2 separate regions of the Homo sapiens genome follow, and region 2 is linked to region 1. Evidence: chromatin loops called from intact Hi-C (ENCODE). Cell type or tissue: B cell. All regions are shown on one strand. Links, peaks and the distances in the headings refer to the core of each region. The heading gives the core; the rest is flanking DNA.

Region 1 (2,918 bases), core at 286-2,785:
TTACAGGTGCCTGCCACCACACCCAGCTAATTTTTGAATTTTTAGTAGAGACGGGATTTTACCACGTTGGCCAAGCTGTTCTCGAGCTCCTGACCTCATGATCCACCCGCTTCAGCCTCCTAAAGTGCTGGGATTACAGGCAGCCAACTGCATTGTGAGCATGCTTAGGAGCAGCACGGCCCCTATAGAGAACATCGGATCAGGTGACCTAAGCAAGGTCTGACACTTACCTTGTGGCCTAGGACCAGTTGCTGATTTTTGGAGCCTCAGTGTATCTTCTGTGAAATGAGATTGGTGATACCTACCAAGTTAATTCGTGGAACTCTCATGAGAGTCAAATGAAATAACCTATGTCAAAATGCTTTGTGATACTAGAGGAATGTAAGGGCATTGATAATGGCAGAGATTTGAACTTGAAGCAAATAAGAGGCAGAAATGTAAAGTTAATGGAAGGGACTGCAGTTTTCATTGCTGTGGTTCTGCCTCTGAAGTTTATGAGTACTGGTTGTGATTAGTTAAAGGGTAATCCTTACCTGCCCTGCTAATACTTGAAGACTAGGTTTTCTACTGGACCCTAACATCTTTTTGAGATTGCTTTTAAAAAGTGATGAATTTCTTTAACCAGTAAGGTGTGTATATATCCATTTTCTGTTCTGCTTTATTTTAGGAATGAATTTATTATTATTATCATAGTAAATAGCCAAGCATGATTCAATTTAGGAAAATAACAGGAAAAGTTTGCTCATCTTTTCTAGGCTAATTTTGCCATAATCCCCACAAATAAAGTAGTGGTTTCTTTAAAATATGCCAGTTCAGGGTCACAGAGCTGCACTTTTAAAGCCTACAAGTGATTATTTAGTGCGAAAATTGTATTCAAGTGAAACACATCAGCATGCAAATCTAAAACGTGGCCATTTTCATCTAGATTGAATATTATTAACCAGCCCAAGGGATATGATGTAATTAAGATTTTGAACAGCTTACTTTTGTCTACCGTGATGAATATTACCCCAATATTTAAAGCGGCTTACCAGTTGAATAATGAGAAGGTGGCCCAGTGCACCAATAACCATACATTTTGGCTTTTAGGTGCAGTGAATGAGTTTGACTTTTCTTCACAGGTCCAAGCATTGATAAGGACAGAGATATGAACTTGAAGCAAAAAAGAGAATGTTCAAATTCCAGGAAAATCACAATTCCTTTCTGAATAATGGCAGATTTCCATGTCATTGCCTACTCACTCATTTTAATACCTTCTTGCATGGGTTTAGGAATAAAGACCAAGTGGGGACAGATGAATCCCTTGTTAAGGGTTTATGCTTTTGCCTAATTAAAACTATTGGGTTTATAGCCTGCTAATGCAGCTCTACTTGGAAGGGAGAACAACTCTTAGCTTGGATCCACTTCAGAAAGTTTGCAAGGCCTCCCTCTGCCTTTCAGAGAACTGAGAAGGTACATTTCTGATAGCATCTTTCTTCTGGTGCCATTCCAGGATAACTGTTCTTAGGGGAGACAAGATGCTCACCTTTTCTGTCCTTCCCACACCATTTTAAAAGAAAGACAAAGTTCTTTATTTCTCCCAGGAGAAGTTCAGGAAAGGATCCATTGCAGAGCTGCACCACCTTAAGCAGACAGCCCAGCCGGCAGGCTAGGTTGGTACCACGGCTCATTTCAGCCATCCGTATTTTCAGGTGTACCATATGTATTTAGTACATCATTTGATAATGCTAAAAAAATATTAAAGCAGTGTGAGACTAAAGGAGAAAGAAGATGAATGTTAGCATTCCCCTGGGGTTCATGGGTGAAGGAATTAACACAGCGTGGCACTCTACCCTAGCTGTGTTTGTTTCCATGGCAACAGCTACGTACATGTTTCAGACTATCTACAGTGACACAGTTGCAGAAATAGTAGCTTGCAGGTTTCTGATATCGCATCAGTGGACAGGCGGCATGCACTATATTAAGTAAGTGTAAAAGAATTTAAAATATAGCTCTGGATTCAGATGTGTATTAGCTCAACTGAACGATGTGTCGGGGGTTGCGGCATTCCCCTTCTGCACGATGGCAAAATCTGGGCAAAGTTGAAAGTTGCAAGATTCCAGTCAAACAATTGTCCTTGCTTGGGTAAATATCCTCAAATGAAAAAAAATGTGAGTTACAAAGGTAAGAAAATGGCCTTGGCAGATGACATATCAAAGAAGGATATTGTTAATGAAGCTATTTTTTTTTTTTTTGGAGGGGGGTAGAGATGGATAAGAAATGAAAGCTTTGGTTGGAAATAGCTGAGTCTTAAAGCAAATCGAATGTGCAACAGAATCTTTTTAACAGCTGCTGAGTTTATGGCAACTAAGGTCTTTGAATGTATCACTGTAGAAATTGCTTTTATATCAGAATGATCAGGTGAGGAGCAGAGAGGTTGATTAGGTGTGCGGTTAAGGGGAAATCGGGGCTCCATTGTCTTTTCTGAAAGCTTATGTAAATATCTCATTCTCTCCAAGCTGACCCTGGTTTGTCTTTGACATTTGCTGCTACTTTTTAGTACCATTTGCTGGTATCTGTGTTGATCTCATGCTGCCACATTGTAACCTTATATGACTTCAGTGTTGGTTACAGAGCAACCAAGTAAAGATGATAGACTTTGTAAGTGTGTGACTTTGCAACCAAATTGTGCAGTAATTTCGGAGGAGTGTTCAAATGAGTATTTATTTGCCTGCTAGACCCCTACTTTTGAATAGCAGCCTAGGTATTAGGTTAATGGATTTCAATGTGCACGTTATGATTGTGGGAGCTTTCAAGTATGTTGTAGTGCAATTTACACTGAGTTTTTAATGTCAAAAAATTTTTTTATTTATGCCCATTATTCGATTTAAGCCTGCATTTACCTCATAGTTTTATTATTCGTGTATCAGTGAAGAGAA
Region 2 (2,918 bases), core at 315-2,814, 50 kb after region 1:
CACCTCAGCCTTCCAAGTAGCTAGGACTACAGGTGCATGTCCTCCACCCCCGCCACCCCCCACCATGCCTGGCTAATTTTTAAAGTTTTCTGTAGTGATAGCGTCTCATTATGTTGCCCAGGCTGGTCTCAAACTCCTGGGCTCAAGGGATTCCACCACCTGGGCCTCCCAAAGTGCTGGGGTTATAGGTGTGAGCCACCATGCTCAGCCATCTTCCTTAAACTTGTGGTGAGACTTTGAATGAGTCAGAGGACCACGCTGAATTTCCTCCACACAGTGTGGGAGAGACCTCTGTGGCCTCCAGCCCAGGTTTTGAGATCTCAAACTCTGGTCTCTTCTGAGGACCCTGGGGGATTTTACGGCAGTGTGAAAAGGCCTGGAGTTTTCCCCAGGAGGCAGGACAGCAGCCAGGCTGCCTTGCTGAAGCCCTAATCCCTGGGCACTTTTGGTCTCCAGGGCCCAGGTCCTCCAGGAATCTGGTGATGTATTCAACTGGGGAAATGAAAAAGAGTTCCTGTATTAGCCATATGATAATTAAATTAAGGAAGTGCCTCTTGCCCAGCAAATAAAAACAAGGCATGATTGGTGTACCTGGCCTAACTTGCTTACCCAAATCTCACTGCACCCCAGGCAAACAAAATGACAGCAGCTCCATTGATTGAGCCTTACACAAGTGCCCAACACTGTACTTTGGGGACATTTTCCTAGTTAAGGGTCATGACACTGCTTGAAATAGGTAGTCACCATCCCCATTTTACAGATGGGGAACTCAAGTTCAGAAGTCGGGTATACCCGAGGATACTAGAGTAGCAGAGGCTGGAATTCAAACCCTAGTCTGCTTGCAAGCAACTTTTTTTTATTTTATTTTATTTTTGAGATTGGGTCTTGTTCTGCTTGTTCTGTCGCCTAGGTAGTCAGGAGTGCAGTGGCTCAATCATGGCCCACTTCAGCCTCAACCTCCTGGGCTCAAGCGATCTCCCATTTCAGCCTTCTGAGTAGCTGGGATCACAGGCATGTGCTACCATGTCCAGCTAATTTTTGTATTTTTTTTGTAGAGATGGGGTCTTGCTATGTTGCCCAGGCTGGTCTTGAACTCCTGGGCTCAACGGATACTGCTGCCTCGGCCTCCCAAAGTGCCGGGACTATAGGCGTGAGCCACTGCACCTGGCCTTGAAGCAACATTTTAAATCTCTGCTCTGAACTGCCTCCCAGACTAAGAAGCAAGTTCCACTGCAGCCATAAAAACAGATGTCTAAAGCTAGGGAATGTGTGATGGGTGTTGTAATCCATCAAGTGACAGAACATCGGGAAGCTGCGGAATATAGAGACTTAGGAAGGGCAAAATCTTATTTCTGATGAAACCTGATACAGAGAAAGCTACTTTAGCTGTTTTTCTGTGGGGTTGTAAATGATAAAATTGGGTTTTGACAGAGAGAGATACAGCCGCCTTCATGCTCACTATAATAACCGTTTCTCCTACTTGTGATTAGAAATCAAAGGCCAACTATTACACCTTATAAACCTATACCTCTTGAAAGAGTGATAACTTACACTAAGGCCTGACCTATGTTGTTTCTTTTTTTTTTTATGTGAAATATTTTACTTGCTGGGCTCCATTTTGCTTATTTAGCAGTGATTAACAGATAGTAAAACATATGAGATACTAGGGATACAGAGGAAAATATAAGTTAAAATAAAGAATTGGTTTCTTCCCCACCGCCCCCGCCCATCAAAAGAATGTTCCAGTATGACAGCTATTTCCTGTGTTTCAATTTCAATTCCTCTATATTTCAGTTTCTTCAGATTCATGTTATATAGTATGATCAGATTAATCTTCTAAAATACCACTTTCATAATGCCATCTCCACCTCTCTCTCCCATCTTCTCTGGAACATTTAATGGCTCCCCATTGTCTAGGATAAAATACAAACTTATGGGTTTAGATTTCGGATTTCTTCATAGTCTGCTTCCAAGTATGCTTTTTTTTTTTTTTTTTTTTTTGACAGAGTTTCATTCTTGTTGCCCAGGCTGGAATGCAATGGCATGATCTTGGCTCACTGCAACCTCCACCTCCTGGGTTCAAGCAATTCTCCTGCCTCAGCCTCCTGAGTAGCTGGGATTACAGGCATGCACCACCATGCCTAGCTAATTTTGTATTTTTAGTAGAGACAGAGTTGCTCCATGTTGGTCAGGCTGGTCTTGAACTCCCGACCTCAGGTGACCCGCCCACCTTGGCCTCCCAAAGTGCTGGGATTACAGGCATGAGCCACTGCGCCCGGCCCCAACTTTACCTTTGCAACCATCTTTCCTGACAGTCCCATGAGGGACTCCTACTCAGATGAATTGGTCCATTTCTTGGTTCTCTGAATCTGCTCTTAGGTTTCCTCACTTTGAGCTTTTGTTTTACTGTGCCTGCCAGTAAAGAACACGGTAGAATATTCTCCCCTCCCCTTTCCTTTCTCTGAAGTTCTGCCCTTCCTCCCAGGCACTATTTGTATTTTTCCTTTTTTGAAAAACCAAAACATTCCTTGAATATCTCAGCCTGTGGTGATGAGCTCAGTTTCCCTTATCACATATTGTCTTTAACTGAAGTCCCATGTCCTGGAGGGCTACAACCAGCTCAGTGCCCTGCCTGTCCCAGGGGCTCCATAAACACCAATGAAAACAATATGCACAGTACAGCTGGCTAAAAAGGAACACTTTTTGTGCCAGCCATAAAATATGGCTATACCAAGGGAGGACCTCTTTCCCTTCAGAAAACAAATAGCCAGTTTTCCCTGTTGCACGTTTAAAATGCATATTCTGTGGTATTAGCTAATTATTTGTCATGCAGTTACCACTCATGACTAGTCCTGTTTTATGAATGAAATGGAAGCAGAGAGATGAAAATACTGGCATGACCTCACCAGTATTTTACT

The links. Hi-C counts contacts between places; a loop is a spot of excess contacts. Peaks named below come from ENCODE experiments on the same cell type or tissue, not always from the same donor. Only the 100,000 strongest peaks of a DNase experiment are listed, where the experiment ranks them.
Region 2: it touches region 1 in a loop (5-fold over the local background); 4 of 110 quality-filtered maps call a loop at or near these places.

What each region holds. Positions count from the first base shown.
Region 1 is chr14:89,493,176-89,496,093 of GRCh38, reverse strand. It overlaps a transcript of FOXN3 not described here. Among named protein-coding and RNA genes, the nearest start is that of FOXN3-AS1, 77 kb to the right of the region's middle. In B cell, for the core only: no CTCF peak of the experiment used is centred there; a DNase peak (open chromatin) is centred at 1,833; H3K4me3 peaks cover 885 bases; H3K27ac peaks cover 2,128 bases.
Region 2 is chr14:89,443,091-89,446,008 of GRCh38, reverse strand. It overlaps a transcript of FOXN3 not described here. Among named protein-coding and RNA genes, the nearest start is that of FOXN3-AS1, 27 kb to the right of the region's middle. In B cell, for the core only: no CTCF peak of the experiment used is centred there; DNase peaks (open chromatin) are centred at 348, 578 and 1,768; H3K4me3 peaks cover 1,400 bases; H3K27ac peaks cover 2,500 bases.